Regions from separate parts of the Mus musculus genome. Here regions 1, 3, 4 and 5 are each linked to region 2. The links are chromatin loops, found by intact Hi-C in ENCODE. Cell type or tissue: left cerebral cortex. All regions are shown on one strand. Each heading gives the region's core, and the rest is flanking DNA. Links, peaks and the distances in the headings are about the cores only.

Region 1 (5,000 bases), core at 1-5,000, 480 kb after region 2:
GACTCCCCAACACCGCAGGCACTGGGCATGGGGCTCATGAACTCCATCCAGAGCCTGGGAAGAGGGGCTGAGAAGAAGCAAATGTTTAAGGTCGTTTTTTACCTTTACAGTAAGTTGGAGGCCAGCTTGTGCATGAAACAAACAAATAAACAATAACAAAATCTGGTTTTAAAATGCACTTGGACCTGCTCTGGTGGAACACAGTTGGGACCTAGAGCATCCTCTTCCTGCTGGGACTCCCTGGATCAGGAGGTCTCCAGAGCATAGTTGGAAGGTCATGGGTAACTCTCCTGGCTGTCTCTGGCAAGCCCTGCCTGGAGAAGGAGTGACTGCATAACAGATTCACTAAGTGGGGAGCATCAGAACAAGGGCCAGAGGCACAGCTAGAGGGCCAAGTGTGCTGGCACTGGCTGCCTGGGATTTTCACTACCAGAGTCGGAACAAAATGGGCTGCTTATCAGAAATGGTTTGCCCTATTCCCATAGCAGCCTTTTCCTCGTGCCATAGACTCTGTGGATTCTGTGGGGGCTAGGAGAGGGACACAGGGGTGCTACAGTCCCACAGCTCCTCAGATCACCTAAAGGTCCCGGTGGGGCAGTGCTCTGATGTGACCACTCCCCTGAGCAGGAATGGAATGACTACAAGCTGCGCTGGGACCCGGCTGAGTTTGGCAACATCACCTCCCTCCGCGTCCCCTCAGAGATGATCTGGATCCCAGACATTGTTCTCTACAACAAGTAAGAAGCCAGTTACTAATTAAAGTGCATCTGGGAGGGGAGAGAACTAGGCGAGCAAGAGCTCTTGCTGGGCTAGCAAGAAAATCTGTTTGAATCCTCAGTGGTCACATAAAAGCTGGGAGTGGTACTCTGGCTCGCTCTGTCTGTCTGTCTGTCTGTCTGTCTGTCTGTCTGTTTCTGTGAGTGTGTGTGTGTATGAGAGAGAGAGAGAGAGAGAGAGAGAGAGAGCACTTTAGCACTGGGGATAGGGGAGACAGGTAGATCCTAGAAGTTCACTGACCAGTCAGTTTAGCCAGACAAGCCTTCGATTCTTGAGGACCTGTCTCAAGAAGTAAAGATGGAGCATGGTCAAGGAAAGATACTTGATGGCAGCCTTAGGCCTATACACACTCAAATATGCACAAGCACTACCCACACATGTGCACACACCACACACATACACACATTTATTCACACATGTGTGCCAGCACACACTCTCTCTCTAATACATACATACATACATACACACATACACAAACATGCATGCATATATATACACAGACACATACTCATGTGCACTGGCATCTCTCTCTCTCTCTCTCTCTCCCTCTCTCACACACACACACACACACACACACACACACACACACACACTTTCTCATAAAAGAAACTAAAACTTATTCTTTCCTTTTTGGCTTGGGTAAGGTTTCACAGAGAAATCCAGACGTTAATACTTAAATGATGGCAGTGTCTCTTGCTAACATTTTCTAAAGCAGGTCTCTGGGGGACACTGCTACCTTCTTGAGATATGAATAGGCATGGAAGGTTCTTGGTGGTGGTGTGTGTGGGGGGGGGGGGGTTGGCATGTGACATAATTTTGGATAGCATAGTCACCCCCTGGTGGTCTAAGCCTTAAACACCTGTTGTTTGCTTCTGCAGGAGTCATATGCCCCGAGTTCCCCAGGCCCCATCTCTGTGCCCTGAGGTGGCACCTAGGATCCTTCCAGTTTCTGGTTCTCTCTGACAGATCAGGAACAAAGTCCCAGCAGCAGATTTATCTGAGTTTTTAAATTGTCAATAAGACAGCTGGTTGCTAATACCTGATTGCATCAAGTTCTTCTGGTAGGACAAAGGCTAGTCAGAACAGCTGCATTTAAGGGGTGTGTGAACGACACCCTCCTGCAGGTTAATAGGCAAAGGGTCAGTGAAGTCACATGGCCTCTTCCCCCGAATGGGGGCCTGCTGCCATCTAGTGGTAGTTATGTGAAATGACCGAAATTATCACTACCGGTTTGGGTTGAATGTAGGAATTGGGGGTGGAGTTTAAAGACTATTTCTACCCAGGGAAACCCAGAGTCCTATGGAGTCCTGCCTGCCGATTTCTTCCTTGTTCTTGTGAGGCTTCCTGTTTTTATGCTCTTGTCTCACCTCCCAGGTCAAGAACTAATTAAGCTTTCACAGTAATCCTGTTGAGCCCAGCCAGAAGTCCCTCCTGATCTCAGAAGCATTCCAAATGCCCAGTTGCATGGTGATGTCATGTGACTATATTTCATTTCCATGTGGTTCCCCAAGGGCAGGAACCACATCTCACATCCCTCAGGTACAGGCCCTGGTAGATGAAACTGGCCCCAAATACTGTGCTAAATGCACAGAGTACAGGGAGTTTCCTCACCAGCCAAAATGTTAGTCTCGTCTGGAAAGGAACGAAAAAGATCTGGGTACAAGATCTAGGATCCTCCTCCTCTGGAACTGAGTTCCCATTTAATCGTGAGGGAGATCAAAACACTCAAAAACCTTTACTCTAGTCAGGTATGGTGGAGAATACCTGTTATTCCAGAACTCAAGATACTGAGGCAGGAGGATCACAAGTTTAAATCCAGCCAGCAAGTTGGGGGCCAGCTGGGGCCACATAGTAAGATCCCTGTCTCATAAAACAACCACAAAAACTTCAACATACTAAATGGATAATAACAGGATCAGACTATAAATGTCCCATGATTTGAAATATGAAAAATTAAGGAATAGTCTTTATGACAGTCAGATATATAATTATGACATCAAAATGGCAATCGTGGTTTTTTTTTTTTTTAGTTTATTTAAATTTTTTACTTCTGCAATTAAAACACTGGTATTTGAAAAGGCAACTCAGATACGTCTGTCTGTAGGAGAGATTTATCTTGCCCTTGCTTGGATGACTCTACTTAGCCAGTCAATAGTGAGTTTGTTTACTCAGTTGCCCTGCTTCACGGAAGAGGCAGATATGCAGGATCCCAGCTTGTCTCCTCTTCCCAGTGCAGACGGGGAGTTTGCGGTGACCCACATGACCAAGGCCCACCTCTTCTTCACGGGCACTGTGCACTGGGTGCCCCCAGCCATCTACAAGAGCTCCTGCAGCATCGACGTGACTTTCTTCCCCTTCGACCAGCAGAACTGCAAGATGAAGTTTGGCTCCTGGACATACGACAAGGCCAAGATCGACCTGGAGCAGATGGAGCGGACGGTGGACCTGAAGGACTACTGGGAGAGCGGCGAGTGGGCCATTATCAACGCCACCGGAACCTATAACAGCAAGAAGTACGACTGCTGCGCGGAGATCTACCCCGACGTCACCTACTACTTCGTTATCCGCCGGCTGCCGCTGTTCTACACCATCAACCTCATTATCCCGTGCCTGCTCATCTCCTGCCTCACCGTGCTCGTGTTCTACTTGCCCTCTGAGTGTGGAGAGAAGATCACGCTGTGCATCTCGGTGCTGCTCTCCCTCACTGTCTTCCTGCTGCTCATCACAGAAATTATCCCATCCACCTCACTGGTCATCCCACTCATCGGCGAGTACCTGCTCTTCACCATGATCTTCGTCACCCTCTCTATTGTGATCACAGTCTTCGTGCTCAATGTCCACCACCGTTCCCCTAGCACGCACAACATGCCCAACTGGGTGAGGGTGGCCCTGCTAGGCCGGGTGCCCCGGTGGCTGATGATGAATCGGCCCCTGCCGCCCATGGAGCTCCATGGCTCTCCAGGTCTGAAGCTCAGCCCCACTTATCATTGGCTGGAGACCAACATGGATGCTGAAGAAAGGGAGGAGACAGAGGAAGAGGAGGAGGAGGAAGAAGATGAAAACATATGTATGTGTGCAGGCCTCCCAGACTCTTCCATGGGTGTCCTCTATGGCCATGGCAGCCTGCATCTGAGGGCCATGGGGCCTGAGGCCAAGACTCCATCCCAGGCTAGTGAGATCCTGCTGTCACCTCAAATACAGAAAGCACTAGAAGGTGTACACTACATTGCTGACCACCTGAGGTCTGAGGATGCTGACTCTTCGGTGAGTTGGGATGAGGAAAGCCCCTCCCCACCCCGTGGGTGACTCTGCCAGCTTAGCAGGGAAAAATCCAAGCCCAGGGCATGCCCTTGGGCAACCCTTTCCCTTCTTCTTGTAAGGACCAGTCACCCTCAGTCATGTCCAAAGAGTCTGGACTTGATCATGAAAGGGAAACACTAGCTAGAAGTCCTCTGGTTACTTCCTGGCCGATGGCAGAATACCACAGGGTCCATCCCCCTCTCTTCAACCTAAGTGGGGGAGAGTGAGGAAATTGGGGAGCTCAGATGCTGGTCTCCATCTGCTTTGTCTTTGTCTGGGCAGTCCCTCTATGAGAGGGGCGGGGTGGGGCGGGGCAGGGCAGGGAGATAGACTGCTCTGAGAAGGTACAGAAACCAAATACAAACGCATCCACTCAGTGCATGGCTGGCCGCTGCACTACCCTGTGGTAGAGGGTCTCCTCCATCTGGGCTCTGGGCAGTCTGTGACGTTCCCTAGTCACTCTCAAACCCTGCAGATTCTCAGCTGAACCAGGGTAGGCTCCCCTCCCCCAGGGCTGCATATAGTAAGTACTTAGTGTTCAGAACCTGGCTGTCCCCTTACCAACCAAAGGAGGAGTGAAAGGTTACTATGGGACAATCTTATTGAGTAGATAAGAACATTGATCATTAATTTGGAAATTTCTAAGAATGTAGATCCTCTGGCTTGGCCTGTGAGCTGAAGAGCTACAAAGCTCCAGCTCTTCCACACTGGCTTGCCCTGGGCTACAACCTGCCTCTTTCTGTCCCCTTCAGGTGTGTGGGGAAGTAGCATGGGACAGCACATTATTGGGGACTACTATGAGCTACATTTAAAATTTCCTGATTTTGATGGCCTGTGCCTAGTGTCTCCTCATGTCCCTCTGGACTCCTGAGCCTAGCAGTATGTGGAAATGGGAAAAGATAAAATGGGATTCCCAGGGATGT
Region 2 (6,661 bases), core at 657-5,656:
TCAAATGCCAGTGACAACGAGGGACATTTCTCATTCAAACCACCACACTTGGGCTGGGCTTAGATTTCACCTCCCTCCTCCTTGTCCACATCTGTCTTCTTTCCCTACTTCTTAAGGCAGTCAGTGTAGGTCTGTGAATAAAAAGAGATAGTGTTCATTTTAGGCACGGTTGGTATTACAGTCTAAATCTGAAATTCCCATTGCAGGCTTCGTGGTTTGAATGCTTGGTCCTTAGCCACTGGTGCTATTTTGGGGTGCTGTGGAGTCTTTAGAAGGTGGAGTGACCAAACCAGACCAGTCAGTCAACAGGTTCTCCAGGGCAGGAGTGAGGATTAAAAAGAAAAAAGACAATTAGACAACATTGCAGCATGGCCCCGGCCAGTTCTCAGGCTGAGGCAGGTTTATTTTTTCCCCAATCTGCTTTTATACCATTTTAATTACATGCAAGCCATAAGGTCAAGCAGAACCATAAACTCAAATAGTCAAGGAACAAGCAAGACAATAAACAAAGTCCCTTGATCACTGTTTCTAAGGGCTTATCAGGAGGACCAAGATATCTGAGCCTACTTCCCTGTCCTAGCCCAAGATCAGATTCTTGCCTGAAGCCTACTTCCCTGTTCTAGCCTAAAATTAGATTCCTGCCTGAGCTTACTTCCTTGTCATGGCCCAAAGTCAGATTCCTGCCTGAAGCCCATTTTCTTGTCCTTGGCCAATGTCAGATTCCTGCCAAGCAGCCCCCAAAGCTCTCCACAGTGGAGTCTGACTGGTGGAAGTTATGCCCCAGCCTCTGCTTCCTGCCTTGGTACTGCTTCCTGTCTGCCATGTTGTGAACAGCCTCCACCACCCCCTCTTGCACCCACCACACCTTCTCTGCCAGCTTGGTCTGAAGTCATGAGGCAAGGAAGCCTTTCCTCCCTGGTTGTTGTCAGGTATTATGGTGCCAGGAGCCACAGAGGTGAAGAATACAGAGGACACCCCTGGTCTTAGCGGCTGTCTTCATTTGTGATATAAAACAGAACGCCTGTGAACAGAAATCTAGAGCAGGCAGGGATTCATTTCTTCTCCATTTGAGACCTGAAAGTCCAAGATAAAAATGCCAGCTTCCATCGTGTTCTGACAGTGTGATCACTTGGCAGGAGGCACGAGAGAGTCTGGCCATGAAGGTCGAGTCTTGCCATGGTAACAGACAGACAAGAAGAAGCTATTTCTGTAAATCCTTCTTACTGTGTGGTTGGCTCCTGCCATTCCCAATAGGCCCCGCCTCCCTGCACTGCTGCCCTGGAGATTCAGTTTCTGGGATGTGAGCTTCAACCACAGAACTGACACATTCTATTTCTTGCTGATGCATATGTGTGTGTAATGACGGTCTGCAAGTGTCACATTCTGAGCACACACCTCGCTAGATGGGAGATTCCATTCCCAGGGATGTTGGTGACTTGTTGAGTGACAAAAGCATTATTTTTGTAAGGAGTAATAAAGGGGGTGGTTACAGGCCTAGACTCAAGGCAACGCCTAGGGCTGAACTGCAGCTCTGCTGTTCACAGGCTGGAGGGATCCAAGATGGATCACTTGATCTCTGTGTAAATGGTTTCAGGAGCTACACCTACTTCACATGACTGTTAAGATGTGCACAACGTCCCTCCCTGAATTAACAGTATCCAAATCTGCAGAGCGAAGCTGACTATAGATCAAAACTATTTTTTTAAGTAATCGGGGTTTGTACTGAATAATAAAATGTATCCTTACCCTAGTTCTCAAAATTCTACAGTATGATAGCTGTTCACAATAACATTTACATTGTGTTGGGTAGACTACATAACCTGGAGATGGTTTAGAGTAGACTGGACGCTGTGCAGGGCCATAAAGATGCAAACACCTTGATGTTTTATGCTGAGCATCTAAATGCCTGAGGTTTTGGCGTCCATGAAAGGGTCCTGAAACCAACCTCAGGAGGATATCAAGAAACAAGTATATAGGTATTCGAAAAATATTTGAAGTAGTGCATGCATTATCTGCATGTATAGTAAATAATATCATAAAGTGCCCCTTTCTTCTCTTCCTCCTTCTCTTCCTCTTACTCCTCCTTATACAAGACTGCTTTTTTCTTCCTGTAAAGCAGTGTCCTGCAGAAGCTGCCTCTGGGCACAGTTAGGAGGGTGGTCCCTGAAGATGACTAAAGCTCTTCTAAGTAGTCAGCTGAGGGTTGGCAGCTGTACTGTGGGGTGGGCAGAGTTGAGTTTGGCAGACTCTCCTGTTAGAAATCTGACCTTGAAACCCTGTTCTTGTGTTTAGCCAACAAACAGGAACTTATTTATGAATGCTAGCTTCTGCACACTTCGGTCCAGACCCATCATCTGATCTATCTAGTTGTGGCTCACACTGGGTTCTTGGGGGAGGGAGGGAGGGAGGGTATGTCTCTCTGATAGTCTTTCTCTTCCCACTGTTCTCATCTGAATTCATTGCTTCTTTAACACCTGCTTGAATCTCTTTTTAATCCTTCCAATTTGTGTTTAATTTTATTGTGTGTATCTGTATGTGTGTACATGTGTACAAGTGTATGGGGGGAGGGGACTGAAGTCAAATTCTGATGTCGTTCTATATTGAGGGTTTTTAATACAGAGTTCCCTTGCTGGTCTGGAACTCACCAAACAAGCTAGCTTTCCAGCCAGTGAGCCCAGCAATCGTCCTGTCCACAGCTCCCCAGCACTGGAGTCACAGTGTGTGCCACCACGCCATCTTTTTTTATGTGGGGGCTGGGGATCGAGCTCGGGTCCTGCTTGAGAGGTCAGGGTCCTGTGGATTCCACTATCGCCCACCCTAGTGTATCTCCTTTTTAAAAAAAAAAAAAACAAGGTAATTGTTTGTGTTGAGGTTTCCAGTCCTTTGAGGTCCAGTCAGACTTCCAACCAGAGGGCTTCTCCCAGGCCCGTTCTCTCGTGCCTCATGCAGTCTTTGTGCTCCACAGACACTGGCATTGTTACTGAATTGTGTTGATCTTGACTTCGGAAGTTCTTTCAGAGCCCACCACCCCCACCCCAGACTTTATTCTAAATAGCACCAGTGTGTGAATTGTCCAAGTCCTTTGGGAGTGGATGTAACTTCAGGAAATGCCAAATTTGCTGAATGAATTGAGAAACGCCAGTTCCGTGCTACAATAAATTTTACAAGACTTGCTTCCTTGGGTGTGTCACAAACCAGGTCTAGCCGCCATTTTCTCAGAAGCTGTCCAAAAAGTATTTTGAGCAAGGCCTTTAACACAATCACTGAGTCCCAAAGCCAAGGGCTGGAATGCTGTGCAGAGAGTTGTAAGTCTGAGGATGGCCACAAGGGGGCAGGCGTAGTCCAAACTCCCTCTAGAAGTTGCTTTTAGAACTTTTTTTTTTTTTTAAATAAAGACTGGAGGTTGGAGCACCTCCCACCCAGTCAGTACCTAGCAGAGCTGTGGGTGACTCCACAGAATATCTCCGGATCGCTTTCTGAGGCTGACCGACGCTGCACCAAGACAAGGAGTCCCACGTGCAGACCTGTTATTCAGCCACTTTGTTGAACGGATCCTCCCATAGAAGTGACTCTGTGGCCCTGGCCTAAATCACTAGGTGACCCTGAAGACTCTTTCTATATGACTCCATCTGGATTTGGCTGGCTGTGGGTACAAGCTTCAAGGGACTTTCTGGGTCTTCGTGGGGCAGCAGTCAGCTCTCTGGCTACCATGGCAATCGCTGGGAACTGAAGGGACAGGGCCCAGCCTCAGCACGGGGCATACAGGTGAGTTTTGACATTTTGACCTAGAAGCTTGGGGTAATGGTGTCCCAAGGGCAGATGGAGGAAGCGGTGTGCTGGTGAAGCTGAGAGTTGGGAAGTCCTGCTGACAGAGGACCTGGAGTTGCAGGCCTCCAGGTGGGAGGGTACGAGGGATCTGAGCCTGTAGACACACAGGGGCCCCAGGACTCAGTTACTAGAGCTGTAGTGTGTGAGCCCGCATCCAGATGCCAGAGGGATGCTATGGCTTCAGTGGCATCTCTGGCTGTCTTATGTCACAGCTCCAGAGCCTATTCAGGGAGTAAATGCATGTGCACAGTATGCAGTGCGCATGGGCGCATGTGTGGGTGCATGCATGGGTGCATGTGCATGCATTGTGCGTGGGCATGTGTATGTGTGTAAACACACCAGGGTGGGACAAATGAAGCAGGAGGTTATTAGTGAAGCATCTGGGCCTCTCTAACTGTGAGTTGGGACCCGGTGAACTGATGAATCCAGTTAGAAAAATAACAGGTTTAAGACCTATCTAGTAACTTTTTCTTGGGGGCCAAATTTGCAGTGACTTTATTTGGTTTAAATGAGTTTTAGAACCCAGGCAGTCCAAAGAGAAGCTGTAAGCCCTGCCAAGTGAGAGACCAGAGTCCACGGAAAAAGATTCAGAGTCGCAAGTGAGGCCCCTGATCTAGCTCCCTGCCTCAGCAGGAGTTTAGCCCTTTTGGTGCTCCCAGAGAAACTTCCAGAACCAGGGTTCAAACCTCAGTCTTAAGCCACTTTTGAGGTTGCTTTTTTGTGAAGGGAACCCCCACACAACTTCATTTCTGGGACTTTTTGAGCAATGGGGAGTCCTCAGGACTCTGAGATCCCCATCTGCTGAGGAAGAAAGAATTTTACAGTCTTTGACTGTCCCCTGTCTTGCATGGCTTTGAAAGGTCCTCGCTCCTGTATCAGCTCACATGATGCTCACTGTGTCCTCTTCGCTTCCCCCTTCCCAGGGAGGTGTTCCGCAGAGTGGACTTCACATCACAGGTCAGCAAAGTAGAACACCTTCCCAAACTGAGAGATAATAAAAGGAGCCCTTGTGCCGTGAGCTCCCTCCCTCCGGCACCTGTGCAGAGGGTTCGAGGGTGTCCCAGGGCAGCTGTCAGATGACTCTGGAAGCAATGCTCATCCCCTATTCTCACCCTTTGTGGGGAATGACTCATAACAACCCCTGGGTGGCTTCCTTCTGATTAGCAAAGCTGAAGTCCAGGCTCCTTGAGCACCAGGGGACCTGGGGTTCCACCCATGTGACCCAGGTTTCCCTTCAAGCCTTCTCCTCTGCTCATGCCCTTACAGATGTGCACTAGCTGCCCCTCTGGTGTGCCTAGTGCAGCTCCTGTTACAGCGGCCCTGAAGGTGGCCACTGAAAGTAACAGACATACATATATACCTTTGATACAGCAGCCCATGATGGAGTCAGTGCTGTGTGTGGAGACCCCTGAACCATCCATCTAATTACTGCCTCGTTGACTCTTTATTTCCAGTATTATCATTCTTGCCTCTTTGGTCTTGGTTAGGTTATCTTTAAACCAGAAATGCCAAAATGATTGATCTGCCTTCCTGCCTTGCTCATAGTGCTCCCAGGAAGTGCTCCCAGGAAGTGCTCCCAGGAGGTTTTGGGGTGTTGGGGGGCAATCAGTCTGAGGCCCAAGGGGCGTCTCCAATGCACCAGCAGCTTCCGTGATCACCACTACTCTAGAAGATCAGCTGTGACGTGCCTGAGAGCACAAACTGAGTCTATAGATGGTAGAAGAGGATCTCAGAGTTCAGAACCTGCTCTGGACTCTGAGAGGAGAAAACAGAACCCCACATAAAACTAGGGCAGGCAGAACGTGCTTACATTTTGTTTCCACGTAGTAAAGAATTGACCATTTCCAAAGTCATCCCTCTCACATCTGGACCTGCTCCGTCCCGGCCCCTTCCTCTAGGCCATTGCTCAGTCCATCCAGGCAGTGGGGAGAATGGCTAGGAGGAGTTGCTGGTGGACACATTCTAGGTCCCAGGGGTCTGGAGTTGATCAGGAGGGAAGGAAGGTGGCATGAAAGAGGTTCTGGGGACCTCTGGCTACAGCCCCAGTTGCCTTTGGCAGAGCAACAGTTATCACAGGCTGCAGAGACAGTGGCCTCCAGCTTTGTAGCTTCTTAAGACTGAGGCCAGAGGGGAAGGACCACACACATCCTGAGACCAGGGAGGATCCCCTATATGTGAGTAGAGCTGGAGCCATCCTGTGCCCCACCTAGAGGTCCTTGCTGGGCGGAGGGCTTGGATGGAGACCAGTTAGGAGATTAGCAGATTGGACACCATGGGGGAAGGCACAGAATGGCTAAGCAGAAGCTGTTAGAAGGTGTTAGCATGTGAGAAGTTCTGATAGACCCAAGGACCATCTCCCTCCCCTGTCTCTCTCATAGACTGGAAGAAAGACCAGTGTGTGTGTGTGTGTATCCAAGTGAATGAGCCAGAGCAGGGGAATGTGACACCCCCCTACTTGGAGTGATAGACCAGAAGACCCCATCGATCCTGGGTCGTTGCTTGGGCAGTTAAACAGCCACTGGTCAATTTTAGCCTCTTCTCCTCCCCAAAGGTCAAGTCTCCATTCTTGAAGCTTCTCTGGTAGCCCAAGCTCAAGTTGTAAAGAGAGAGCAGATGGTTTTGCTTTGCCCTTTCCCCTCCTTCTTTGTCCCCACGCCCTACCTCTAAAGAGGGAAGGATGACTCCTAAGACCCATCACAGTCTCCCAGTCTCCCCACTGGCACCTTCCAGGCACCGTACGTCTCACCCAGGGCTGTGGGTCCTGCTTATTTCTCAGGATCTCAGTGTATCTGGTCCATGCTGGGTTTGTGCCCATCTTCCTAAGGGTTTTGTT
Region 3 (6,661 bases), core at 736-5,735, 64 kb before region 2:
GTTCTGCCTCTATAGGTTCTTCCTGGCTGTCACCTGCGACCTTTCTTGTTTTTGATGGTATTGACAATCTGGAAGGCTTTTGGCCTGGAACTTTGTAGGATTCTCCGCTATTGGCATTTTTTTTTCTGGTATTTTTTTCCTTCTTAGATTAGAATTAGGGGTTAGGGGAGGAAGACCACAGAGCTGAAGTCATTCTTGTCACACCTCAGGGAGAATAAACAACAGCTCCTGGAGCTGGTGCTGCTGGCCTGCCCTGGATCTCCTGGCTGCCGGGTGGTACTGGGAAATTCCTCCCTCCCCTCTGGCTTCCATACTGTAGTCCCCTGGAGGAAGCCGGCACACAGAAAGGGCCCACGGAGTGGGGAGCTGTGCTTCTGCCTGTGAGGATGGGGTAGCCATATAAATACTGGAATTCTGTATGGGAGACTCGTCTCTCCTCTATGGGCTGACTTTAGAGAGTGAGTTACAGGTTTCTTGTTTCCCACCTTGTTGAGGCAGGGTGTGTTGTTTCTTTTGCTGTTTTCCAGGTAGCCTGGGAGCTTCCAGCTGATTCTCCTGTCTCCGCCTCCTGCCTCAGCAAGCAAGCCAGAATGAGGGACATCCTCCTGCTCACCCTTGACATGTGTCCCGAGGGTGGGGCTGTTGTCAGGCTTGTGCAGAAAAGCACTGTTACCTACTGAGCCCTTAGCCCAAGAGGAGTTAGTACTTAAGAAAAAATGAATTTCCCCTTCCTGCTTGTCTTAGGCAGGGTTTCTATTCCTGCACAAACATCATGACCAAGAAGCAAGTTGGGGAGGAAAGGGTTTATTCAGTTTACACTTCCACGCTGCTATGCATCACCAAGGGAAGTCAGGACTGGAACTCAAGCAGGTCAGGAAGCAGGAGCTGATGCAGAGGCCATGGAGGGATGTTCTTTACTGGCTTGCTCAGCCTGCTCTCATATAGAACCAAGACTACCAGCCCAGAGATGGTCCCACCCACAAGGGGCCCTTCCCCCTTGATCACTAATTGAGAAAATGCCTTACAGTTGGATATCATGGAGGCATTTCCTCAAATGACATTCCTTTCTCTGTGATAACTCCGGCTGTGTCAAGTTGACACAAAACTAGCCAGTACACTGCTTGTGTGAGTGAGTTTTAGGGCCATGTAAGTACCAATATACTAAAATATTACAGAATAAATATTATTTTGATTTTTTTAAAAAATGAAACATCATTTTAGGCAAGCCAAAATCATTCCTCCCAAAATAAAAACAGTTATTTCAGGAATTGTTGATTTCACATGGGTGCATGAAAAGAAAAATGCTACATCTCATTGCTGTGACAAACTTGGGAGTGGGGGGGGGGAAAGGTTAAATTTTGTTTCATCAGAACTAGATAATATCTATTTACTTACTCACTTATTCACCTAGGTGGAAAGTTGACAAAAAAACACATTACTGCATGCCCTCTCTGCCTCTGGCGGGTACCTAACATTGGACACACTGGCTGATTGGTTAAATGGTAACCACCTCTTTTCCTTCAGGAATCTGAAGGCTTGGCTTGAGAGCTTTTGTAGAATAATTGCTCTTGACCTTGCTGTGAAGTGACGATTACCTTACTGTGCGACTCTGGACAAGTTCCTTGCCCTCTCTATTCTTCAGAGTCCATATCCATAAAATAAGAAACCTGACGTTCCTTCTTTAATTCAACTCTCCATAGCTGTTCACTGGGAGGGATGTTGAGTTTGTATCACCTTCCTTACTGTCCTTTTATACAGCCATAAGCAAAGACAAGCGAAAGATAGGGAGGCTGAAAGAGGCACGAATAACTGTCAGAAGTCAGTTACTTTAACAGAAAATCAGCACTGGGCACCCGTCCCCGGGCTAGCATAACCCACAGAGCATCACATAAAGATGCTATTCTTGGGCTCAGAGCATGCAAATGTAAATAAGCCCTAAAAGCAAAACTAGAAGGCTGATCGTGCAACTGAAACGCAAGCAAAATAACCCGAGCGTGAAGAAGCTCTCTGGTCTGCACAGTCTACAGGTGAACTGCTTTGTGTTGGTTCTTTTTTTCCCACCATACTCCACCATTATTACCTCCCTTTGCAGGGAAGCAGATTCTGGTGTGGGTCTCTTTAAGACTTGGCCCTGGGGCTGTCTTAACTGCACTGCTCCATAGCTTGGGAGCCCTCATCACTGTTAAGCTGCTGGTGACATTTCAAAATGAGGATGCTCATCTCTTCAGCATCTGTTACACCAGGGAACACACCTTGACTTATGGATGGGAGGCCCGAGGTGGCTCAGAATGACAAGGTGACTTGTGAGAAGTCCCACCGCTCCACAGCTCTGTGGTTGGTAGCAGAATGAGAAGCAAAATGGCCTTTGCCACTAGAGCGGTCAGTTCCATACTGACCGTCTTGCCCCTTGGAGGTTTCTGTTGATTGTCTTCATGGAGGATTCCTGTCCACTTTATAGCGTCTCAGTTTGCCAACCAAATTGCCCTTCTACACAGTCTTTGGATTTGGCACGAAGAATCTGAAACCTGAATTCCTATAACTCCAAGGAATTCCCATTTATTTCCATGTGTCAGTCAGCGGTCACAAGTTCCTTGTGTACTGGAACTGTGATGGTTTTTGGTGAGAGGCTCATGATTTGGTGTCTGCTTTTGATGCAGCTAAACTCAGTCTAACCCTGCACAGATCTGTGCCAACAGACCATTCTGGACATCATGTACTGTTGTTGTAGTAAATGAAGTCAGTTGAACTTACCCCTGACCCTGAATGAAGCCCAAACCACTGCTTGTGTTCCAGACTCCAGTGAGCATGCTTGCGTCTTCCCTAAACTGTGTGTACTTTTTAAAATGTGCTTTAATCTACATCGCTCTGAAGCCAAAGAGCCTTAGCCCCAAGACGACTCTCAGAGCATCTTCAAATCCAAGAGTCTGAGAAGTGTTTGTGTAGCCCAACGTCAGTAAGGCAATAGTGCTTTTGCTCACTGGTCAATTGTTCTTTGGGTTTTGTTTGGACTCATTATTCCTTCTGCCCCTGGAATTTGAATTCTAGAATACAGATTGGTCCTGGCAAACTACAGATTTTTGTCCAACAGTGGGACCATACATTTTCTTTGGTCTCCAGTGTCCATAGTGGGGACATGATGGCTAATGTTCTCTGTGATGATGGCTCACCAAGTCACTATTCTATAGAAAATAGCAAAGTTCTCTGTGACTTCCTCATTTTATGGCTGAAGTCACTGACAGGCTTTACTTAGAGTGGCCATATGTGGTTTAGTTTTTGTAATGGTGATTTTTTAAATTATTTATTTATTTATTATATGTAAGTACACTGTAGTGTGTCTTCAGACACTCCAGAAGATAGCATCAGATTTCGTTATGGATGGTTGTGAGCCACCATGTGGCTGCTGGGATTTGAAGTCAGGACCTTCGGAAGAACAGTCGGCGCTCTTAACCACTGAGCCAGCTCACCAGCCCCAGTAATGGTGATTTTAAAATTATTTATTTATTGTACTAGCTGATTTTGTGTGTCAACCTGACATAGCTGGAGTTATCACTGAGAAAGGAGCTTCAGCTGGGGAAATGCATCCATGAGATCCAGCTGTGGAGCATTTTCTCAATTTGTGATCAAGGGTGGGAAGACCCATTGTGGGTGGGACCATCTCTGGGCTGGTAGTCTTGGTTCTATAAGAGAGCAGGCTGAGCAAGCCAGTAAAGAACATCCCTCCATGGCCTCTGCATCAGCTCCTGCTTCCTGACCTGCTTGAGTTCCAATCCGGACTTCCTTTGGTGATGAACAGCAGTGTGAAACTCTAAGCTGAATAAACCCTTTCCTCCCCCAACTTGCTTCTTGGTCATGATGCTTTGCACAGGAATAGAAACCATAAGACTATTTATTTATTTATTTATTGGTGTTTTGCCTGTGCACTGTGTGTGTGACTGTTATGCACAAAGATCAGAAGAGGGCACTGGATCCTGTAGAACCAGAGTTATGGATAGCCATGAGCCACTATGTGGGTGCTGAGAATTGAGCCTGGATCCTCTGCAAGAATGCTCTTAACGGCTGAGCCATCTCTCCAGCCTCAAGTATTTCAAGTTAGAAGTCTCTCGTGAAATGTGACTCTGAGCATTTCCTCTTCCAGAATTTCTGCTAAGCACTTCAAATAAGAACCTAGAATCTTGGCATTTGCAGATGCCTTAAGGTTTATCTTGTCCATTACCAAACGGTCATACACATACAGACTTCTCGAGTATCAGAAAACCTTGAAGAACTCATAGTTCCATAAGGAGGAGAAAACCTAAATAAACCATGGTTAGTGAGCTGGGCATAGTGCTACATACAAACTTATGAGCTCAGCACTCCAGAGGTTGAGGCAAGAGAGTCATGAGTTGGAGGCCAATCTGGGCTGAAGATGCATAGAAACATGCTGTGGAAAGAAGAAAGAGGAGGAGGGAGGGAAGTAAAGAGAGAAAAGAGGGGTCTTCATAACCAGACCATTTCCAGAACAGTAGGTGCCTGAGAAAGCGATGATTAGCAATTCAGGAACCCTACTGAAGAAAAAAATTCCAAGAACAAAATCTTGAATAAAGCGTTGTAGTTTACAGGGAAGAAAGGCGGCAGGGCTTCCAGTGTGACAGGTTTGTGGAAACTCACCAGAACTCCCTTCCCTGGAGAACCATGGAAGATGCGGGTGGCCAGAGAGTGGACTGCAGGAGATGGACTAGAGAGCCATAGTGCTTCTGACCTTGCACACAATCAGCATCCCACTACATTGAACTAGTACTACATTGAACTAGTATGTGCCAAGCACAAAAGCCATTTACTTGGGTCAGATCTGCAAGCTGAGCTAAGAGTAGATCATTTCAACTGATGAGCTGTGGTTTTAGTTTGGGGGTCGTGTGTAAATAAGGTCCAGTCTGCCTTATTCAGAGTCTGTCTCACTAAGGTCTGTGAGACTAGTGCCCGGGGGGGGGGGGGGGGGAAGATGCAGCAGGAAGGTTTTGCATATTTCAGAAGGGCTGGTAGCTCTGTTTTTGATGTGCACAGCTGAGTGCTTCCCCACAGAAGTCGTGGCTACAGACTCTGGGTAACCCTCCTGTGTTCCTCATACTACCATCTATGTGGGTAGAGAAAGAGGTTCCAGGGCAGCATATCTGCTCTGTGTAGTGTCATCTAGTCTGAGCCTCCCTCCATAGCACCCTGGATCTTCTTCATAGGCATGCCCTGCCTTGTGTACCAGTGACCCAGACACAGGCCAGCTTCTACATATCCTTTGGATGTTTACATACTACTGCCCCCGCCCCCCTGCAGATGCCCCATGCCTTAGGGCTGCATATAACCAACCTCCAGGAAGGCGCCTTCCTGTTGAAGTGCGGTGAGGAAGGTCGTTGACTAAACTACTGCATAGTTCCTTCCATGCTTAGTATCTAGCAACAAAACTCCATCCCTGAGAAATGGCACGGAGATATCCTAGCTTCCAGCTGATGACACTTGCTGGAAATAAATGGCATTGGCATAGGTTCAAGCTCACCTGACTAGGGGCACTGGTCTTGCCCACAACGACCAATGTGTAGAACTTGACACAGCTCTGGTCACCAGACACTTATTCTCACTTCAGAAGGAGTTAAAGACCTCAGGCAATATCAGAGTAAACCTCCCTAGATACATGTGTGTGGCAACCCAATGGTCACATGTTGACCTTTGTCACATGTAATGTGGTGCATTGCGCAGGTTTCAATGAGGCATTGTACAGGTTTCAACGAGAAGCGAGGCTGTTCCTTGTTCCTTGGAACATTGAGATCTAGTGGCAGATGCAAAACACAAGCATATTTATGTATTCTCACTTTAGGAGATTTGTATTTTTGTTCTTGAATGAGTCACCGGGGTCTGTTGTGTAGCCCAGGCTGGCCTCGAACTTTTGATTCTCTTGCTTCTCTTTCAAGTTGTGGAATTGATACTCCTCCTGGTTGCTTTTTGTACTTTAAATGTACACATGTTTCCTCTTTGTTCTTTGATTTTTCAGGCTGGTTTTCCTAAGCTGGCAAAAGGAGCAACGGAGGAAGCCAGACATGGAAGAAATGGAGGCATTGGTGGGTGTGGTACCACACTCAGGTAACACCCCTGAAATGACCTTAAGTAGGACCTGGCTACTGTTGTCGGGCAAAGGCTGAAACTCCATCCACAGCTGTCATCCCTGGCTCTTTTAGTTGGATGCTATTTTCTAACAAGTTAGGAAGAACTGGATGCCAATCTTAAAAAACAACAAAGCAGTCTATTCATAATGAAGTGGCCTATTCAACTATCAATTATGTATGGGAGGGTTCCTACCGTAAAAATAAGGTTTCTAGAACATGGATTTGGACTCTATGAAATCCAAGGAGGTGAGGTGAGACCCTTGGAATAGTAGCAGGTGGCTTTTCTTAGAAGGAGAGAGACAGGCCTATGAAGTGTCTCATTGAATGATGAGTCCCTTTGGAGTCAGTGCAGGCAAAGAGCCTCCCTCAGTGGCCTGGTGGAAGGTCTCTTGGGCCACAGCAAGTACCTCTTTGAGGAAGCCTTGGGAAGGAAGCTCCCAGGTACAGGAATAGGGATGTATTAAATCATCCTTGTTTTCAGAACTGAAAAGGGAAATGTTACTCACCACTATGGAAACAACTCCCTTAGGGGA
Region 4 (6,661 bases), core at 780-5,779, 110 kb after region 2:
GAAAGGGGACAGGAAAAATTCCCCTCTGCACTGGAAAGAAGTATGGTGGTGTGTGGGAACTAGGGATATGATTTGCTCTCCAGGTAAACGTCACCATTTTTGTTGTTGTTGTTGGACCATCACTTTCAAAACCTGGAAGCAACTTCCCAATAGCAGACTCAATGGGCTCATCTTTGGGAATGGTAGTACCTACCTTCTGCGTTACTGCCGAAGAAAATATTAGCAAATAAAGATGGAGGGCTGGCAATGTGGCTCAGCCTGTAAAAGCGCTTGCCTCCCAAACTTGACTGGAGTTCAACCCCCAGATCCCGTGGTGGAAGGAGAGAACCGACTCTCTCAAGTTGTTCTCTGACTTCCAAATGTACACTGTGACATGCACATGTCTACATACACACACACACTAACAATAACAACAACAACAATAATAATAATAAATCATTTTAAGACAAAAATAAAACTGTTAAATCCCTACATGAAACGTCTCAGTCGTGGGTAACTGCAGCTTGGCGCGATTACAGAGCAGAGATTTTATTATAATTAGTGGAGGTCTTTGGGACAATAGAAAGATTATGGAATGTTGAAAGGAAAATTCCTGTGACCAATTACATTTAGCAAAATTAGTGTGAGCAAGAAAAACCAAACAAAAGTAAGCAAAAGAAAACGCAAAAGCCAAAAAAAAAAAAAAAAAAAAATGGTTAAAGAATCAGGCTGCTTCCAAAACCGGAGCAGATTCTGAGAGCTCCAACCAACAACATAATCTGACGTTTATAGAAAATGGAACTGTGAGAGACAATTTAATTGGTTACAGCTTAATTAGATAATTGGCTACAGAGCCTCCTGCAATGAACTAAATAAAGGCCAGCTACTGTGATTAAATTCCATATTGGCTTGACTGTTGGGCTTAGTCCAAATCAGTGTCTCCTATAAAGTTTTATTTGACAGGAATATGGGATCGAAGGACCGAGATTCCGATCTTGGTTCCACAAACTCGTGGATGAAGAAGGGCTTCCAGCCATTGTTACAAATGAATGTATCCTAGGCACCTTTAGTTATGAGGTCATTTGAAAGTGGCTTACAAACTCTGAAGCAGCACTTGAATAATAGTTTGGATAACAGGGAAGATTCTGGGCTATGGGAGAGGTAATCTTTTTTATAAGTGTGGGGAATTGGTGTTCAATAAAGAATAACACAGGGGCTGGAGGGATGGCTCAGTGGTTAAGAGCACTCCTGTTCTTGTAGAGGACCCAGGTTCAGTTCCCAGCACCCACATGTTGGCTCACAGCCATCTGCAATTACTGGTCCAAAGAGTCTGGCACCCTCTTCTGGTCTTGAGTCCCAGGCACACCCATAAGGCAGTCCAAACACCCACACACATAAAATAAAATGAATATGTAAAGAAATATAAACTATAGTGCGACAGATACCGTCACGAATATTCTAGGTGAAGAACGGGTTGTATTTCAGTAGATGTCATTATTACAGTGGGAACATCCAGCATAATTTTGTCTAAACTTGGAACATAAATAAAAGGAGGGGCTGGGTGTGTCATCCTGTTGCGACAGTGCCCTCCAGCAAGCAAAGCACTGTAGGTGGAGGGTGAATACCACCAGTCCCTAGGAGGAGGAGTCTGGAGCATCAGAATGTTAGCATTCCCTCTAGGCTCCGCCCCACAGTTACCTGGCAACACCCAGGTATGCCTGACTCACTATAAAAGGAGCTGTTTTCCCCCTCTTCTCTATCTTACTTTCTCATTCTATTCTCTTACTCACTTACCCTCTCTATCCCGTCTCTCCCCATCCCCCTCCCCACACTCTCTCCACATGTTCCTCCTCTCTCTCTCTCTCTTCTCCCTCTCTCTCTCTCTTCCCTCACTCTTTCCCTTCCTCCCCCCCCTCTTTCGCTCTCCCCCCACCTTATGCCCTAAATAAACTCTATCCCATGCTCCTCAGGGGGAAGGGATGTCTCAGCATGGGCCCACAGAGGCACCCCCTTCCACCTCACCATACCTTGCTTCTACCAAACATATCCTGGTTCTTTCTTTTTTATAAAACACAACGTTCAGGTCAATTTCAAGTTTATTTTCAGCCAGCCCAGACTTGGTGAGACCCTGTCTTTAAACACACAAACAAAAAGAGAACACTGGATTTTTTTTTTTTTTAAATTATTCCATGTGGGTTGCGCAGAGGCCCTTGGGTTCAACTCTGTTCTAAATTGGCAGGCACTTAAATGTCTGCAGTGTGGGTGGTTTTAAATAAACATGTTGGTGGAGCACTAACTGCTCTTCCAGAGATCCTGAGTTCAATTCCCAGCAACCACAGGTGGCTCACAACCATCTTTAACAGGATCCAATGCCCTCTTCTGATATGTCTGAAGATGGTGATAGTGTGCTCACATACATAAAATAAATAAACCTTTGGGAACTGGAGAGGTGGCTCAGCAGTCAAGAGCACTGACTGCTCTCCCAGAGGGCCTGAGTACAATTCTCAGCATCCACATGGTGGCTCACAATCATCTGTAATAGGATCTGATGCCCTCTTCTGGTGTTTCTGAAGAGAGTGACAGTGTACATTTAAAAAATAAATATATCTTATTAAAGAAAACACGTTGGGGCTCAGTTCTCTGCAGTTTCACAGGGCATCAGGTCAGAAAACTGAAAAGAATTATCTGAAAAGCTGGGAGCAAATCAAACTTCAAGTTTACCCCTGCTTCAACATGTCTGCTGTCAGCTCTCTGGTGACATCTACAGGCAGACAAGAGAAACTACTCCAAGAAGTCTAGAGTCAACCTCAAATTTTGAAGTCAGGTCTTTTTTTTTTTTTTTTTTTTTTTTTTTTTTTTTTTTTGGTTTTTCGAGACAGGGTTTCTCTGTGTAGCCCTGTGTCCTGGAACTCACTCTATATACCAGGCTGGGCCTCAAACTCAGCAATCCACCTGCCTCTGCTTCCCAAGTGCTGGGATTAAAGGCGTGTGCCACCACTGCCAGACTTGAAGCCAGGTCTTAAGTATATGAAGATCACCATACTGTCTCATCAGTAAGACTGGGTCAAACCTGGTTGTGGTGAATCTCTGAGGAATTCCTGGCTGCTGCTGCTGTTTGCCCATGGCCATCTGAGGAGGAGCCAGGCTCAGCAAGCCCTGCAGCTCATGGCTGTCAGAGGTAGAAAGGATACTAGATAGAGTCAGGAAGGATACTAGAGGTCTATCACTCGGCCTCCTTGTTTTATAGGTGGGAAAGCTGCAAACAGAGGAGCAGAGACTGAGCAAGTGCATTCAGTGTTTCATTTCCTAAGCTTTATGGCTTTGACTGTAATAGAGAACCATGAGTGCCCAGGAAGGCGTTCAAAGAACGTCAGAGTATGAATCCCCCACATATAATACTTTGATATAAGGTCTGTTTCAAGCTGAAAACAATTAAGGAGAAATGTACAGGAGACATCTTTCTACCTTTCCCCTAGAGTGGGGTAGAACTCTGTAAAGTCGTCCCTCCTTCCTTCTCTACCAAATAGGGACTAAATTATCACATGAGATGACCTAAGACCCTTCACAGCCTGGACACCACACTGGGGTATTCTATGCAATGAAGAAGTCTTTATGAAGCAGGTAACTGGCTTCCCACATGTTTGCATTTCCACCTTGCACTGTCCCCAATGCTGTCTGTTGTCTGTTGACAATCTCTTTAAGTCTGAATTAGTTCTACTCTATGTCTTTGAGAGTCTGTTTACCTCTGGATTTCTTCTCACAAGTGTAGGAGACATACATGTTAGTACACATCTGTTTGTTTACCTTTTGTAAATCTGTCTTTTGTTATAAGAGACCTAGACAACAGGAAAGAAGGATAAAAAGAACTCCCCCTCCCATCCCATCCCCTTCCCCCTCCCTTCTCCTCCTTCTCCTCCTTCTTCTCCTTCTCCTCCTCCTGTACTTTCTGGCTCATATGTTTAATGGTTGGCCCAGATCTATACTGCTAGACAAGAGAGTGCATGTGAGGTCCAAGCTCCACAGCCAGGAACAAAAGAGGGTTATAAATAGCCAGAGGTTAAAGAGAATCCAAGGAATCAGCAGCAAATAGGGGAAACTGTAGTTACAGGCACACTGGCCACAAGGCAGGCAGACACTGGCAGACACCTGGGTACATACACGGGTAGATGGGCACACAGGTCACAAGATAGGCATACATACCTATACAGGCTAGCTGACAAACACAAAAGGTGGAGGCATTCACCTCCGACATCAAGGCTGCATTTATAGAGAATCACACCAAAGTGGTGTCTGCCATGAACAGGTTTATAAAAGGTCACAGGTTTATAAAAGGGTACACCACTGCTTGCTTTGGGGGATCCTCAGACATTCAGTGTCAGCCATTGCTTTGTATCCCAGATGTCTAGCATTGGCTACATCCAGCCACATCAGAAAGCCATATTAGTGCCATGTTATCTAAACACAAACTAGCCCATATGACCCCCTCTTCCCTTCTGTAAACACCACATCATTGACTCTTTGACAGAATAGTTTGTGAGTCAGAAGCCATCACAGGTTAATTTGATAGCTGGAAGTGTTGGCTATAAAAATGGCGGTTTGTACAATGCCTAATTGTTTTCTTATTTTTGGATGTGCTGTTGACTAAGGAAGCAATCCATTTAAGTTGCTGTGGAAGGTGTTTCTGGCTTCCAAACAGACTTCATAATTTCCAGATGGTAGTGGCCCAGCGTAGACTGCTGGGAAGAGGAGTGGAGGGTGTGGGGCGACAGTGAGTTCTTCTTACTGTTGCACCTGGCTGCAGTAACAGAGAAAAGTAGGTCCCAGACTGTTCCTGCCTGTCACTGACCAAGCGATGATGGGGCTCCTTCAAGCCTGACCCTTTTCACTCCCCAGGATATCTACTTCGGTTCTGTGGACAGCCTGCACTCCGCAGTGGTATAGTTACTCCAAAAGTCATGTGTAGTGGTACAAGCCTTTAATCCCAGCACTCAGGAGACAGGGGCAGGCAGATCATTGCGAGTTGGAGGCCAGCTAAGGACCTGCCTGGGCTACATAGTCTCCAAGCAGGAAACAAACAGTTTCTCCCAGTAACCATGCTGTGGGGAAAAAGAAGAACATTATTGGTTTTTAACTCAAAGACTAAACTATAATAGGTGTAATTGATGCAAGGTTTTGAATGAATTACCTTGAAAAAAGATTAGCTGATGCCATACTTTATAGCTCAGGGACTTGGAATGGATTATCTCCAGACCACAATTAATTGGCAGAATATGGAAAATAAGCACAGACTCCTGGAACTCACAAACATTACCATTTAAAGAAGTGGCTAAGGTATGGGAGCGGGGAATGCAGAAGTGATGCTTGTGTGTGTAATCTGGCATGGGGCAGTGGAAAATTCTCTGCACTGGGGAAGCAGAAGATAAGAACTTTCTCCTGGAGTCGGCCTCTGGCCGGATGTGTCCTTGGGCAAGCGTCTTAGCTTCTGCGGAAGTCACATTTCTGTGTTTGTAAGAGGGAGGGCTGGAACTAGATGATATCTCTGTTCTCTTCCAGATCCAGTATTTTATTACCTCAAAGCCTCTTCACCTGCTGGCAAGTGAAGCTCAGCAGCTCAAAGTGCTTGCCACACAAGCCTAATGACCTGAATTTAATTCCCATAACCTACATGGCGATCAGAGAGAACTGACTCACAAAAGCTGTCCTCCAAGCAATACATTCATTCTGTGGCGCACACAAACACACACGTACACTCGCTCACACACATACGCGCACTCACACACATACAAACACACGCAAACATATACTCATACCCTCACATACACACACAATACTCACACTCACACAGAAACACACATACACTCTCACACTGACATGTATACATATACTCTCACACATACACACATGGATGCACTCACACTCAAAAACACATACACACACATACACACACTCACACATATACACACATGCACACATGCACATAAACACACACATACACAGTCATGCACTCACACTCAAACACACTCACACACATGTAAACATGTACATACTCACACTCAAACACATGAACATAAACACACATACACACACATCTGCACACACTCACACACTCATACATACACATGCACTCACACACATGCACTCACACACATGCACACATGTACACTCACACTCAAATCCACACACATACACACACTCACATGTATACGCACTCACATATACACAAAAGCAAAATTTAAAAAATATAAACATAAACAACAAAACAACAACAATAAAACAGCAACAACAAAAACCAAACACCCTGCTAACCAAAATCTATATAGTAGAAAAATCTGCTACTATAGGCAAGATGTTTTTTGTCCTGTATGTCACACTTACAGCCCTCTATCCTGTCCAGTATATGTGAGAGAGCCATTTATACAGCTAGCTGACTGTCACCTGGGGTCTAAGTCCCACTCAGCTTTATCTCCTCAGTAAACAGCCCGGGTTTTGGCACATGTCGAGACCCTAGTCACGCTGAGTGGCGTGAGTGGATGGACCCCATAGTCGTCGGCCACGCTTAAGAACATAGTTTCCTTGATTGCACTTCCTGCCGCCGTCCTGTTTCCTCCTCAAAGCCAAATCCTGTGGGTTAAAATGGTGTCCCGCATCCGACCAGCCACAGCCTGAACTAGTGTGACAGGAA
Region 5 (6,661 bases), core at 640-5,639, 76 kb after region 2:
TTTCCTGCCTCATGAATCATAGGGTGGGGGCCCTTCGGGCACATCTTGCAGTAGACTCAGAGATCACCACAGGACTCTTAGACTCTGGGAACAGATGCATCACGTCAAGAAGAAAAAGAAAGGCATTCCATCAATTTCTTTGACGTCCTCACACCCTTGGGAGGCCACTGCCTCCCCTAGTCATTTGCTATTAGCCCTGGGGTAATAACTGGGAGATAGGTTTCTTGTGCTGTGGAAAAAGAGGCCCAATGAAAACCAGCTTGCTCTCCAAGCAGGAAAGAACAATTAGGAACTTGATTAAGAAAACTGTGTTCTACAGCGATGACTAGTTTTGGGTCAGGACCCTTGGGCCTTGGGCTCTCACTCCATAAAAGTGTTTGTTGATTCTGGCTCTCCGTGGTACATCCAGTGCAGGCTGTGGCCACGGTGTCTGATAGCCAAGAAGCTGGAGCAAAGCGCCTAATGGGATGGCCGCCTATGTACCGATTGATTGGTTTTGTGGACATTCTTGTGCTTTTGACACTTTGTTTGTGGAAAGAAAGGGAGTGTTTTGTTTTTTTCATTTGTGTTTTTTCCCCCTCTTCCTTTAAATAGGCTAAGGCGTCACCTCAGACTCTTCCCACTCACTAATGCCATCCCCACAGCATTCTCCTCCCTAATGACCAGTGAGAACCTTAGCCTAAAGCAGGACATGATGTTAACCAATCATGAACTTTCTGTAAGAAAGAAGGGGACTCAGATCCTGCCTCCAAAGCCCTTTGCTGTGTGCCCTGGGGCAAGCATCCAGGAGCCTTAGTTTCTTTATCTGAAGTTTGGGTATAAATAACACCCCCCCCCATGCATGTCATAAGGATTACATGAGATTCTTTATGCCTGCACACAAAGAGTAAACAGAATTTAGAAATCCAGCATGCTTGCAGGTATCTGAATGGGACTGGCCCTACCACTACCACAACAACACTAGGCCTTTCAAGAGTAAGGGTTCAGGGAAAGGTGATATAGGTGTGTATGGGGAGGCTCTGAGCTGCCCTGTAGGATGCTAAGCAAGGGAAAGCAGAGGCTATGGAAGACCAAGTTCATATTAATTATTAAACTAGATAAGGGCATCTAATGGACCTGAGTCTGCAGCTGCACCCTTGTGTCTTCTCTCCCCAGGTCTGCCAGGAGAGAGAGGTGACCCAGGACTGCCTGGTCCCAAGGGTGATGATGGGAAGCTAGGGGCTACGGGCCCCATGGGCATGCGCGGATTCAAAGGTAATACTGAATCTTGACACACCCTAGGGCTCACATTCCTTCAGTCCTTGAGTAGCATAGGAGCCATCTAGGAGAGTGCTGTGTGTGTGTGTGTGTGTGTGTGTGTGTGTGTGTGTGTGTGTGTGCCTGTGCACACATGCATGTGTGGGTGCATGGGTATATGTATACAGGTTGCAGAGATAAAAGCAGGGAACCTAGTGAGGGGTCTCTGAGAACAGAGCCAGGCTGCAAGCACTTTATCACTTGTCCTCAGTCTTACCAGCCTCCTCTCCTTCTACATGCCCTCCAGTCCCCGTGCTTACAACTTTATTTCCTTTCTCCGGTTTAATTTGCCAACCGTGCTTCTTCTGATATTTTTCCTTCTTCCCGTGGGTAGTTCCCTTGCTCATCCTCATGGGAATCTACTTCTTCATGGTCAGTCTGGATTGTCAGATTGGCCAGGTATGCTATACACCATTAATCCTAGCAGGAAATAGAGGCAGGTAGATCTCTGTGATTCCAAGGCCACCCTGGTCTACACAGTGAACTTCAGGATACCCAGAACTACATGGAGGACCATGTCTCAGATAGATAGATAGATAGATAGATAGATAGATAGACAGATAGATACATACATATATACATACATATATACATACATACATACATACATACATACATACATACATACATACAAGATAAGGATACCTGATGCTCTTTGCACTGACTGCCTACATTTCACTCATTACCATGACAACTCAGAAAAAGTACTGCTCACCATCACCCCTGCCCCAACACACATACACCCTGTGACTGAGCGGTCTTCTGTCTTTGGAAATCATATTCTACTCTCTAGTGTTCAGGTGGACTGAGGTCTTTCCTTTATGATCCTAATTGAAAATATGTGATATTTTTAAAAGACCATATAAAAAGAGCCAATGCTTGTTGATAAATGACTAGACAGCACAGACATACACAGAGGGTAAAGTAGACAGGAAGTCCTTTCTTCTTTGGCCCCTTTGGCTCCGACTCTTCAGAATAACCACGGTGAAATCTTTGGAGCACACACTGGTGGATACTTCTCTAAACACGTTCAACCATGTATGTGATTGCTTTCCTTCTTTTCAAACCTGGGATCACAGTAAATACTCTCTCCCGGACAATTCTGACTGCTTTCTTCACCACAGTGTGCAGTGGGCTTTGGACTTGCAGAGATTATGTTGGGAAACCTTTAAAGTAGAATCCCCACCCCCACCCCCCCACCCCCCCACCCCCGCCTTTCTGTTGTCCACTGAGTGAGTAGGGCCAGGACGTTCTCCTTCTTTGTAGAGTGAAATGGAAGCTAAGAGAGGCTTGACCTTTTAACTCAACCCTGGACAGGAAGTTCCACAAGTCCTTGGAAACTGCCCTACCAGAAACACCAGCCTGACTTAGAACCTGACTCCATGGACGGCTGGAGCTCAACCCCTTCCTCTCCAATGAGCTGGAGTGCGAATTTCTCCAACACTGACTAACTTCGCTTCCTGCCTGGCATTCCTTGATGCTATATGGTAGATGGGGCTCTAAAGTGCTTTCTCATGGGACCCTTCTTTTCCCTTATGACCAGAGCAGACACTATAATTATCTTCTCCACAGCGACCTCTGGTGGCTGCTGGCCCCTGCCTGAGGGATTCGCTGGCCTTGAGTTAGCAAGTCCATAGATAAAAAAATCTTATTTGTAGTGTGTTGTTTCCATTCCTAACACGTATTTTCCTTCCGTTCCAGGTGATCGAGGCCCAAAAGGAGAGAAAGGAGAGAGAGGAGAGAGAGCTGGTAAGGAAATTCTGCTGGGTCCGTACTCTGGGGCACAGGTGAAGCCTGTGGTCAAAGGTCAGGTGCTGAAACCACACTCTGGGACTTGAGCATCAAAGAGTTCCCCCTCCCCCCTTTTAGCCTTCACTGGCCCAGCAATATGTATCATCAACCCCTAGGGGTGTAGGCCTGGGGTTGTATAGATGGATCTAGAGGTTTCCTCCCCACAGCACCCTGTAGCACCACTAATTCCTTATATACAATCTTTGTAAAGTGGAGAGAATAGGAATCCTGACCTCTTAGGGCTATGGTAAGACTATAACAGAGTCTGGACACCTGAGTCAGAGCTCATGAAGTGTTAGCCATTAATATTTCATACCCTACACCAACTCAGACATACTTTCTAAAAATCACTGGAGGAGATGATGGCTAAAACTCGGCTCCAGACTTTGTAGAAATGGCTCGTGCAATGCTCAGAGAAACTCAGAGGACCCCCTCTTTTGTCTTCTCCTTTGCTACTTCTGAGGCCATGAGGCTTAAGACATTCCCTGGCAACCACACAGTTGGGCCCCTCTGCTGAAATCCTTCCTGTAGCCATTGTAAGAGAACTGGCTGATCCAGCTGAACCACATTTTTCTGAGGTGTATCTTCCCCCAGCGTGCCTTGTGTAGACTCCCAGAAAGACTGTTACGAAGAACACACAGAACCTCTTAGCCAAGTTCCAAACAAGAATAGAACACCCGGCATTCGGCATTCGGCGACATTGGCTCTGAGTGTATATTCAAGAGAGCATGGGTGGATTAGCATGTCTCTGGGCACCTGTGCTCAGGGCATGACTTCAGGGCATGTGGCCTGGGTACAGAGCTGGGGAAGTACAATCTAAACTGCTTATTGAGGGGCTCCCGCAAAGGGTGGTGAATGTGGTCTTTGGGGTGCTGCCTACTCCTGGGCTTAGAATCAAGCATTTTTGCGTCTTCTGACAGAATGTTGCCGAGGTGGCTGAGAAGGACTGGACTGTGGCATTTAGTTCTGAGACATAAACAACGTGTGGAGGGTTGGGCAGGAAGAGAGGAGCTATGTGGAAAGATGACCTTTGAGAATGAGATCCGAAACGCTGCCCACATACCAGAGGGGTCTCACTGGAGACCGTCTGCCAACTGTTTTCTTAGCTGACTTGAGAACCCAAACAGGAGGTCACAGCCAGCAGAGTGAATATGGTCATTGTCTACCTGGACAGCGCTGGTTACGCTCTGAGACTGAGGAGGTGGAAGCCAAAGCTGGCTGGTGTGAGGCTCCCCAGTCAGAGGCTGGGGAAGAGAGCCCATCCACTTGACCTTATAGCCTATGGATGACCCAGCCAGGGACTGGCATCAGCTCTGGATTTGTCTCCCAGGGGAAGGAAGGTTTCTTTACTGTCATAAGGAGACTATATTCAGACTGGAGCCCAGAGCTCATACACAAATCCTAAGCTTGTACAAAACTTTTAGCTACCTTTCGGAGACCCCAGAATTGGTCTCCTTGTGCCATGGAACGGGCAGGTGAGGGGGCTTGGCAGACTGTAAGCCTCTCGCGCTGTGAAGAAAAGCATCAAAGGGGCACAGGAACTCTAGAACCATGGTACTGGAAGTCTACCATTCACCTTCCCCACTGTTAGAGGCCCAGAGCTGAGCGCTGGGTCCCTGGCTTCCTTAATCTGGAGTGGGAAGTCAAGCTACAATCTTGGAGCAGTGGAGTCTTGGGTGGTATGGTTGGGCTCCCCAGAGTTCCTAGTGAGTTCCTCTTTCCTCATGGCTCTAGACGCTGACGGAAGACCCAGGCTGACTGAACCTTTGCCTCAGTTCAGAACTGAGGTCTGACTCTGGTTGGCAGTGGGGTTGGTTATCTTCCCACAGCCTCAGCTTCCTAAATTGCGTCTGGCCATGCCTAGTCATATGTCCCCTGACCCCGAGGTGTTACTTATATCCCTGAGACCCAGGCTCTGAGGAGAGGCCCATGGCTCATCTTTCAGAAAACTGTGGAAATTCTGATGGACACAGTGCCTACTACGACTGGGGCTTTCTTAGTCATTCCCTGGTTCCTTGGCAGTCCCACTGTGGGATCCACGGAGTAGGAAGTGTGAGTTCGCAGCACCAGAGAACCTCAAAACCCTGAGCTGAGTGGTGCAGGGCCAGCTTGCCTGGCTGGGTTCTGGCAACCAGTGCCTTTGCCAAAGGCTTGAAACCTTTACCAAATTCCTCAGGTTAACCTGCAACTCAAATGCCTGAAGTTCCTTCCAGCAGGGAGTGTTACTATAGTAACAGTGTTCATGAGAGACACCTCTCAGTGGCTAGTGGCCAGTGTGTGGTATTAGGGAAAACTCCTGGGGGCCATGCTTGCAGTCAGTGTGAACATGCTTTGCAGAACAAAATTCTTGCTGGTGTTCACCCATATTGAATCTGGAGTTGTGGGATTTGGGAGTGTGGATAGGTTTCAGATCACTTCCTGTCCCTGTTCCTAGCTCCACCCCTGCAGGTCCTTGACCCAAGAGGTGGAGGGACTCTAGGGCTACCTGCTGAGATGGTGGTTGTAATGGATCTAAAATCCAGACCTCTTGGTGTTTTTCTTGATGAGAAGTAAAGACTTTTATTTTCCCTTCAGGCCTTAGTGACATCAATCATCCCATAAAATCTCGTTAAATAACCCTGGCTTTTGGAGATTTGGCCAGGGGAAAAAACAAGATCCATATGTACATCTCAAGGAAAACAGACATTTGTTTTTACCTTGGAATGTGATCTGTTTGCAAGATACAAATGTGTGTACAAAGTTCTGTTTAAATCCCAGTGCGTACATTTTAAGCGGTATATAAGCTCAGGTTGTTTTAAAAACAACAAAAACTTTACTCTGTTTGGTTTCACATGAAGAGAAACTATGCAGCCTGACATGAGGTGAATCCCCAAGTCAATATTAATCAATAGTTATCACTGGAAGCGTGTTTTGTTGTTTAAGTAGAGGGGTTTCTGGGTCCCAGCAGGATCCAGACACAAACACATACACACGTGCAGGGACCTCATTATCTCTACCATCCAGCATCACAAAGAGAGAGAGAGAGAGAGACAGAGAGACAGAGAGACAGAGAGAGACACAGAGACACAGAGAGAGACAGACAGAGACAGACAATGGAGGGAGAAGGATGGCAGGGAGGGTTGAGGGAGGGGGAAGAAGGAGAGAGAGTGACCAAGGAAGGGAGATTCCACATAGTTTTCCAATGGCTGCTGGGATGTTGCTACCTCTATTTAAAATAAAGGAGGGGAAGGGACTCTTTAAAGTGTGCACATACACACACACACACACACACACACACACACACACACACACCCAAAGCTCACAGCTAGTAACTGAAATATAGAGAGATGCACATTTCACTCAGGAAAATCAGCTTGAAGCAAAATGCAAAATGTCAGAGAGGAATAACAAGGAAATGGTAAATGACGCACGCGTGGAGATGGAGATGAAGTACAGCAGAGCCAGCCCCAGGGCAGGCAGGGGTCACCACACAGGGGCTAGGGCAGAACTGACTTTGAAAAGGAGTAGAGGCCAGAGAAGATGAGGGGACTTTCGGGGAGTGGGGACTGGCCTTTCTTACTTCTATCAGAATGAG

The links. Peaks named below come from ENCODE experiments on the same cell type or tissue, not always from the same donor. Only the 100,000 strongest peaks of a DNase experiment are listed, where the experiment ranks them.
Region 1: it touches region 2 in a loop (3-fold over the local background); 2 of 42 quality-filtered maps call a loop at or near these places.
Region 3: a loop joins it to region 2, with 2.1 times the contacts of the local background. A loop is called at or near these places in 9 of 42 quality-filtered maps.
Region 4: it touches region 2 in a loop (3-fold over the local background); 26 of 42 quality-filtered maps call a loop at or near these places.
Region 5: it touches region 2 in a loop (9-fold over the local background); 23 of 42 quality-filtered maps call a loop at or near these places.

The regions. Positions count from the first base shown.
Region 1 is chr14:66,145,779-66,150,778 of GRCm38, forward strand. It overlaps Chrna2 (cholinergic receptor, nicotinic, alpha polypeptide 2 (neuronal)), which reads left to right. Exons shown (of 7, transcript NM_144803.2): 5 at 628-737; 6 at 3,009-4,041. Among named protein-coding and RNA genes, the nearest start is that of Chrna2, 7.3 kb to the left of the region's middle. In left cerebral cortex, for the core only: a CTCF peak has its summit at 1,950 (motif pointing left); a DNase peak (open chromatin) is centred at 1,970.
Region 2 is chr14:65,662,982-65,669,642 of GRCm38, forward strand. Scara5 (scavenger receptor class A, member 5) reads left to right here and starts at 3,422. Exons shown (of 9, transcript NM_028903.2): 1 at 3,422-3,765. In left cerebral cortex, for the core only: a CTCF peak has its summit at 3,314 (motif pointing right); a DNase peak (open chromatin) is centred at 3,325.
Region 3 is chr14:65,598,923-65,605,583 of GRCm38, forward strand. It overlaps Nuggc (nuclear GTPase, germinal center associated), which reads left to right and starts at 6,345. Exons shown (of 19, transcript NM_001195674.2): 1 at 6,345-6,374. The coding sequence starts at 6,345. In left cerebral cortex, for the core only: no CTCF peak of the experiment used is centred there; no DNase peak of the experiment used is centred there.
Region 4 is chr14:65,776,350-65,783,010 of GRCm38, forward strand. No RefSeq gene overlaps it. Among named protein-coding and RNA genes, the nearest start is that of Pbk, 26 kb to the right of the region's middle. In left cerebral cortex, for the core only: a CTCF peak has its summit at 2,722 (motif pointing left); a DNase peak (open chromatin) is centred at 2,690.
Region 5 is chr14:65,739,135-65,745,795 of GRCm38, forward strand. It overlaps Scara5 (scavenger receptor class A, member 5), which reads left to right. Exons shown (of 9, transcript NM_028903.2): 6 at 1,156-1,254; 7 at 2,998-3,045. Among named protein-coding and RNA genes, the nearest start is that of Pbk, 63 kb to the right of the region's middle. In left cerebral cortex, for the core only: a CTCF peak has its summit at 2,891 (motif pointing left); DNase peaks (open chromatin) are centred at 2,882 and 5,161.